Linked DNA regions of Homo sapiens: region 2 is linked to region 1. A link is a loop called in an ENCODE intact Hi-C map of the cell type or tissue named here. Cell type or tissue: sigmoid colon. All regions are shown on one strand.

The links. Hi-C counts contacts between places; a loop is a spot of excess contacts. Peaks named below come from ENCODE experiments on the same cell type or tissue, not always from the same donor. Only the 100,000 strongest peaks of a DNase experiment are listed, where the experiment ranks them.
Region 2: it touches region 1 in a loop (1.9-fold over the local background); 3 of 110 quality-filtered maps call a loop at or near these places.

The regions. Positions count from the first base shown.
Region 1 is chrX:38,218,366-38,222,365 of GRCh38, reverse strand. SRPX (sushi repeat containing protein X-linked) reads left to right here and starts at 1,495. Exons shown (of 10, transcript NM_006307.5): 1 at 1,495-1,670. The coding sequence starts at 1,574. It overlaps LOC124905176 (a long non-coding RNA gene), which reads right to left and starts at 1,458. Exons shown (of 2, transcript XR_007068212.1): 1 at 567-1,458. In sigmoid colon, a CTCF peak has its summit at 2,205 (motif pointing left); DNase peaks (open chromatin) are centred at 1,425, 1,835 and 2,175; H3K4me3 peaks cover 2,773 bases.
Region 2 is chrX:38,280,505-38,284,504 of GRCh38, reverse strand. It overlaps RPGR (retinitis pigmentosa GTPase regulator), which reads left to right. Exons shown (of 15, transcript NM_001034853.2): 15 at 1-97. Among named protein-coding and RNA genes, the nearest start is that of RPGR, 45 kb to the left of the region's middle. In sigmoid colon, CTCF peaks have their summits at 2,072 and 2,276 (motif pointing right); no DNase peak of the experiment used is centred here.

The sequences.
Region 1 (4,000 bases):
GGAAAGTCTGGTCTGATGGAGGCCACAGAATAGACTGACCTCCCCCATTTCCTTGCGACTAGGGGGTTATTTAAGGGTTGTTGGTTCCCTGAAGAGGTAGCAGCAGTGGAGAAACCCACAGGAGATGGAGCGAAGTCCCCCCAAGTGCTAGAGAGGGTAAGATGGACGTTCAAGTCTGGGGCTTTTGTGAGAATTGGGAAATGGCACTCCTTCTGGATAAACAAATTCAGAACTTCTAGGTGAGTGCCCCCAGGGCTCTTAGCCTAGCTATCAGACCAGACTACTGTGGCAGAGAGAAAGATGCCCTTCTAGTGGATGTGGCCCCTGCCAAGACGCAAAGCTCCCTGAACCCAAAGGCATTTGGATTTTGGCTCCCACTTGCCCCTTCCTCTGGATGCCTTTGTACAGTGCCCAAACTGCACAACCTAATGCAGCAACTCCAACTAAAATTTGCCTTAGCTAAGATCTTTCTGAGACAGCAAAGGGGCAACGTATTGCCTTACTGATTTAACAAGAACTAAACAACCAAAACAACAAACAAACAAACAAAACTATGAGAGGCTTACTCAAATGCCTCAAAGAAACCAGATCCGTCCTGCGGGCAGCCTAGAAACCCTGTCCTGATGCCAGGATCCAGCGATGCCAAGCCACAGGGAAGAGGCTCCAGTCTGGTCGTGGTATCTTTGGGGTGGTTGAGAACAACCCAGGAAATGAGGAAATCTGGCTGCAGGAACCTACAGCTGGATCCCCATGGCTGTGGGTGAGACAGAGAACTTTCTGTGCCTTGTGCTCTCCCATCAGCTGATCCTGGAAGGAGAACCTCAAGCCCCATCCTAAACCGCAGCAGAGCAGGCACGCACCCGGTCCAGTCCTTGATTTATTCCTTTGCAAAAGAGAAACAAACTAACAAAAAATCTGTAGTATGGACTTTGACGTCGGCAGAACTACACACCTAAGTTCCAGTCCCTGCTCTGCCAGTAACGGGGGTGAATCTGGGCAAGTTTCTAAGCGTCGGTGTCTTATTGGAGAAAGTGGACATGGTAATAGCGAACTTGGGGCATGGTCGTGAGGATCAAAACAGAGAACATGGCCATAGTATCCGGCCGCAGTGGGCCACTCTGAATCCCCTCGGTTGCCCCTTCTGTTTCCGTGTGACTCACGCAGCTTTCTGCACAGATGGTATCCTTCTAGACGTCTGGGATGTTCGAGGCGGTTGTATTGAATACCGTGTGTGTATTCCGGGTGAGGGGGCGCGCAAATTGGGGCAAAGAAAGCTACTTCAGGATATTTCGCTCTGCTGGGGCTTGTCTCCAGCGCTCTCTGGCCAGAAAAAGCGCTGGCACAAAAGGAGGAGGTGGGTGGGTCAGAGCCCCGAACCGCGCAGTGTTCCAGGGGGGGCGGAGAAAGGAGGGCAGGCCCCAGGCAGGAAGGAGGGAGGGAAAGAGGCGAGAGGAGGAGTTTTCCAGCCCGGCCTTCGCCCGCCCGCTAGCACGCAGTCCCTTGGTCTCTTCGGTCTCCTGCCGCCCCCGGGAAGCGCGCTGCGCTGCCGAGGCGAGCTAAGCGCCCGCTCGCCATGGGGAGCCCCGCACATCGGCCCGCGCTGCTGCTGCTGCTGCCGCCTCTGCTGCTGCTGCTGCTGCTGCGCGTCCCGCCCAGCCGCAGCTTCCCAGGTAGGATCGGAGGCGTGGCTGCCTCCTCAGCTGGGCACCAAAGACCCCCGGAGTCGCCGTTGGGACCCTTCGCTCGGGATAGAGGGAGGTGCCGGGGGCGCCCTTTGTTTGCGCAGAACTCCTCTTTCGCAGCCCGAGGGTGGGGATGATGCGGATCGGGGCTGGTGTCTGGGCACGCGCCGGGAAGAACTGACCATCCCATCTCCAGGCGCGGGGCGCCCTCGCGGCGACGGGAGCCCTAGCACCTTCTGCGTCCGGGCTTCCAGAGTTCCAATCAAACCCTTTTCGGTGTAGGAGGCTCCACAGAGAAAGTTTGGCCGCAGACTAGTTTGCTACTTTCTCACCCCCAGAATTTTGCCTCTCACATGGTTGCCCACTGGAGGCTGGCAGCTTGTCCTGGAAGGAGCCTCTATGCCCTCCCACTACACGTCCCAGGCTACCCCCTTGGGGCCGCAGGACACGAGCCACGGTAAAGCGACTTTTGTGGAAGGCACGGGCGGGGCCTCCCCTGAATCTCTTAACCCCCCCTGCTGGGGATTCCGAGAAAGTCTGCGCCTCTGAGGAAGAATTGCCAGCTGAGAGTGGTGACATGTGGCATGCACTTGATTAGCCCCAGGGAAAGAGGGCTACTCGCGCAAGGATCTGCTGGGCAGAGGGTGCGGCTTATTCCTGGAGGGCGTGGTCTCCGGCATCTAAGGGGGCCCTGGTGTTTCTTGGGGGCTCTCATGGTGTGAGCAAAATTCTCTTTGGAGATGCACTTTAAAAAGCTCCAGCTAACTTCCTCACCCTGGAGTCTTAGGTTAGCGAAGAGCTTCAGGGGAGTAGGGCAATGTGCCATGCACTCCTGTTGCCTCGGAATGGAGAGGAAATCCATGGATGCGTTTTAATTTAGTGTTAATGGGAAAGTGGGTGACGTCGGCTATAGGGCGTGCAAATATTTGGCTCTGCGTTCAACACCGTGGGCAGCTTAAATCTAGGGTATGAGAAATGAACCTACTGAGTTCTGGTAGAAGGATAGAGGATGCCCATCTTTCTAGCAGTGTGCTTGGGAGATGTAGGGATGGCTGCGGGAAATTCTCTGCACGCACCTAAATAAATGAATGAATAGAACAAATTTGTAAATTAATAAACAGGAACATTTGTGTTTTGAGCTGACTCTTAAGTTTTAAGCTGCTTTGTAGGAACTGATTCAGGGTAAAGTGGAAAGGAAATTTTATCCTTACTGCCAGGCAACTGTTATTCCCATGGTGTGTTAATACCTCCTCTCCCACCCCCTTTAGCAGGAATCAGGTTAAAATGAACCTGTAGGGGAAGAGGAAGTCATTAAGCGTCCCAGAAGCAGCTTTCTGGGAGCGGGCAAATAAGGTGAGAAGCTAGAGGTAGCTTTTCCGCACTGAGTTGGGAGGTGCCTGTGAGCTGCCTGGGAACCTCAACTTTTAGTTGAGCCTTTCTCAAGCTGGGGACCCCTTCTCCTTTTCCATCCGACCTCCCTCCGTTCTCCTCCCCTGCCCTCCCCTCTCCTTTCTCTCATCTTCCACCTTTATATAGTACAGCTTGCTACCAGGGCCCAGCCACAGAATCATGAGTTCGCCAGTTTGGGCATTCACTACCACCTGTCTTTTGGGACCTATCCCTGGCTTTCCTGGCTCCCTCTGCCAGCCTGCAAGCTGCTCCCAACTTTTAGCCACCATGTTCCTGCTTGCCACCACCTCCACTGACTCCTAACCTGCCCTCCGGCTCTGCTCAGACCACAAATGAGCTGAAGCTGATTGGAGCTGCTTGATAAACACTCCTCTTGAGCCTCCTTTTGGCATGGCTCAATGGGGTCTCTTGGGAAGTGTGCTCCGCTGAGGTTGTGAGATCCAGAGGAGGGGATTTCAGTCCAAGCCAGAGGCTTTGGAAGGCTGGGGAGGGGAAAATCTCTAGGCCCTTGGGTCTGAAAGCAAATCACATAGGCTGAGTTCACTCTAAGTGCTGGGTGACAAATTTTAAAGATCATTTCAGAGACACTCTCTTAGCAAGTGGACATCATATCTTCAGTAAGAGAGAAAGTGAAGGACTTGAATCTGGAACTTCTGAAAGAAGATGGAGATCTAGGGCTCCATCAGCAAGTCGATTATGTAACTATCTGCACGTGAATAGCACATCTGTCAGAGTGAGAGTAAATCATTCTCATTCCCACTCCTAGAAGGTCTCTGGAGTTCTTCCATCTTAGAATTTAATGCAGCTTTTCTGGCTCTCTGATCTATTTTTTGCAGCCTAGCAAAGATGCAGTGTCTATAAAAACCTACATGAAGTGTATGGAAAATTTGTAGAAAAGTTGTTTGTGT
Region 2 (4,000 bases), 62 kb before region 1:
GTGTTATATGCCCTCAATGTATTCACTGACTGTTCTGTAATTTCAGTTTGTCTGTTCCTTGTCAGAATGTTTCAAGTAAAATAAAAAATTAAATGTATATAGTCAGAAATTCTTTATGAAAAGATAAACTGTCTAGTATTAGATACTGAATTTTAGAGAGGCTAGATTTCCACTAGAGTAATTTCAATTGTCCCTTAAAATTTTCCGTGTACATAATGCAGCTAATTTATCTGATAGTTTATTTGTGGCTCCTTTTTCAACTAATTTCCTTTCATAGTCCCTTTTATATCCTGGGCATGAGAGATTTCTTATACTTAGTTTTATTAAGGAGGATTTTGATGAGAAACTTCCTGTGAGTTTTGTGTAGTTGAGTTCTTTTGCACAGTTGATTCTCTGAGTGAGAAAGAATATGAGGAAAAAGTCTAGAATCGTATGAAGTAAAGGATTTCCTAGGAGCAATTGTAAGTTTTGCCTTAGCTGCAAGGATCTCTGGCAGCTTCCCCTAACTAACCAAATGTACTGATTTGGCATTGCATTGCTTTACCGAATTCGACCACATTCATTAAGGGATAGTAGAAAAGAATTAATACTATGATAAAAATATATGTGCCGAACATGATTATTTAAAAAGTAGATTTAAAATAATTAAGATGGATGACACAGAATTCATAAAGAAAAAAACCTCCAGGGAAATGAGAAACTCTTAAACTCAAGTTATTAATGTAATAGCTATGAGCATTCATCTTCTACTGAAGAGATAATCAGCCAGTAATACAGAAACAACGTTCTAAAATACACCCATCTCAGTATTAAACCTGGTCTATATGTCCACGTTTAAATAGCATTTCTTCACATTTCCCTGGCCAAAAACATTTTGTGCTCTTTAGAAGTGGTAGTTCATGCAAGCATTGTTTTCTAGTGGAGAACACTGGCCTCCCTAGTCACTTTGAGACCAAAGCCCTTCTTCTGGTTTTGTACTTTTGAGCTGTCTGAACTTGGGCTAGTCTCTTAGCTTTGCAGTCCTCAATTTCTTCATCTGGAAAATTATAGAATGAGAATGAGTGACCTAAGGGATTCTATAGGAACAGCAGTTGTTCATTACCAGCTAGAGCTCTGTCACACCCAGATTTTCTGCAATTCCTTTTTCCTCAATAAAAAATCTTAAGTCTCGTCACCAAAGCGACCCCACATTCAAACTAACTAGTAGTTATACTAAAGTAAACAGTTATCCTAAACTACTAAGCACACACTAACTTTCTGTGCCCACTGTTGGGCGAACATTTATTTAATCACATGTGGCAGGTCTAGTACCCTCAAAAAGTTTATGGAGAGGAGTGTATTGTGGGTTAGGGGTGGGTTGGGGTACAAAAGACCCAGGTCTATCCAGGCTTTCATCGACAGAAGTGATTTACATGTTTGTAAATTTTATATATCTTAGGAGAAAAAAAAGGAAGCTTAAGAATGAGACCACTTTGTCCCTCATGAATTAACACTTGGTTATATAGATTAAAATAACTGGTTCCTTCTTTATTGTTCCCATCTGCTGGTTGTTCAGGCTTTTATAGTAGTTTATTACTGATCATTATTGAGGGAAGTGTGAGTAGTATATATAGAATCCATTGAGTTACATTTCCTAATGAGGACTCTGGCTGAAAAAGACTTTAAGGTAAGCTGCAAAGGATTACCTACCACAGAAACTGCTGCTGCTGCTGCTGCTGCTGCTGCTGAACAGCAGCAGTCAAGGTGAGTGCAACTGAAATGTCTTCTATTATTTCACTATAGAGAAACTTGCTATACACTTACATAGCAAAAATAAAATGTGACCATGGAAGAAGGAAAGGCCAAGCTTTTCTTGTTTCTGACCTGGAGAACTGAGTAGAAAGAGTACTATTCAGCAAGATCGAGAATAAGGGAGCAGAAGCATGTTTGGGAGACAGTTTTTTACTGTTGATTTTAGATTGTAGGAGATGTTCAGGAGGCAGATACCTGTATGGATCTGGAGCTCACGGAGACTGCTGAGTATCGCCAGCTCATAGATGTAGTTAAAACTGGATTTGACTGAAAGGAAGTGTTCCTAATGTGAATGGAGGAGAGTTGAAGACAGAATTCAGAGAAATGTCAGTAGGTAAGGGAGAGGTTGAGAAAGTGAAGTCTGAGAAGGAGGTGTGGGAGCATACTTACTAGGAAAGAGAGATACCACCCAAGCCAAAGAAGGGGTTTCAGAGAGGAAGGAGTGGTAGTAGCTGCAGAGAGAGCCTCTAGGAGGCAGCCTAGTAGAGGGCCAGGGGCAGAACCCACATTGCCAGGAAAGAATGAGCTCCGGGAAATCTGCTCTGCAGAGGAATAGAATCAGAACTGTGAAAATTAAATATCAGATATAGATATTTAATTTTTAAAATATTTAATTTTTTAAGCATATTTCTCAATTTAGGAAGGGAGATGTGTACTCCAGAGACTTTGGTTTTCTGGGGAAAAGATGATAAATTTTGTTCATAATTAATATATACATAAGAATAGAGTGTTATTGATGTGAGCTTATGAACCAAAAGAAAAATCTGCAATGCTTTAAACATTAGTGAGGCGGAGAAAAAAAACATCTGTGAGAACAGCCATTATTATCCTCAAATTAAATGAGCAGGTTTGGAAACAAACATGGGCTCCAAAGTCCAGTAGAACTGAGTTAAAATCCCAGCCCTCCACTGATGAGCTGTGTGGACACCTAGAAAAGTTGTGGTGGTGGTGGTGGTGGTGGTTGTTATTTGACCTTTCTGAGTCTTATTTCCCTCATTTGATAAAGGAAGGGACTTTTGACGATTAAATTACCTAACACATGAAACATGTTATAGGCACTCAGCAAATGGTAACCTGTATCACTCTAATTATACTCTGTGATCACACCAAGGTAGGTGCAAAGCTACACTCATGAATCTCCAGGTCACTGACTGATGTGCGTGAGTTTAGTCATGTGAACCTGACTTTTGTTTAAATGTAACATAATAGCAAAATATAAATTGGCTTATAGAAATAGATCTGTGGGAATAAAGTAGATTGCAATAATGATCATGCTTAAGTATAAGGTGGAGTGAAACTATTACACACCATACATTAGTCAATAAATGCCCCTAAATATTTAAAGTGTGTTGAAACGCTGATCACACTCATGTGGTTAGCCGAAAATTTAGGTGTGTTTTCTGTCACTGAACATTTCCCTCTGTGTCCTAACCTTGTTATCAAAATAAATAAAAATAATTAGCACATAAGGTATAGTCGTGGATCATGCATTTGTTTATGGACAACAAGAAAATCTTCTAAGGAAAAAGAGTAGAGATAGTAAAGAATAAATCTGAAAATGAGAATAAAAATGCTCGCCAGCAAGATATTCTATACTCTGAACATTTATTTCTGTAGGCCTGCCTATCAAACTGGAATGTATTCAGTGGTGAGAATACAGGATTAGGAATGACATAAGGGAGTGGTGCCTAGAAAGAAGGAAGAGTTTAAGAGATTATAAAGTAGTATGATCAGCCAAGAATTTGGAGATCACAACTGGCAGCCCATGGGTGCAGTCTGGCCTGCAGACTTATTTTGTTTGGTGCAGTTTTTTTTTATTTAAATCATATTGGTTGCCAACATTGAAATGTCAGGAGATTTTACATTTAAAAAGTTTCTCAGCCAGGCATGGTGACTCACACCTGTAATCGCAGAACTTTGGGAGGCTGAGGCTGGAGGATTGCTTGAGGCCAGGAGTTCAAGACCAGCCTGGGCAAGATGATAAAAACCTGTCTCTACAAAAAAATTAAAAGATTAGTTAGGCATGGTGGTGTGCGCCCTGTAGTCCCAGCTACTCAGGAGGCTGAAGTGGGAAGATCGCTTGAGCCCTGAAGGTCAAGGCTGTAGTAAGCTGTGATTGTGCCACTGCACTCCAGCTTGAGTGACAGAGTGAGGCCCTGTCTCAAATAATAATAATGTTTCTTGGACTTTTGGAAAGCCTGGGTCTGGG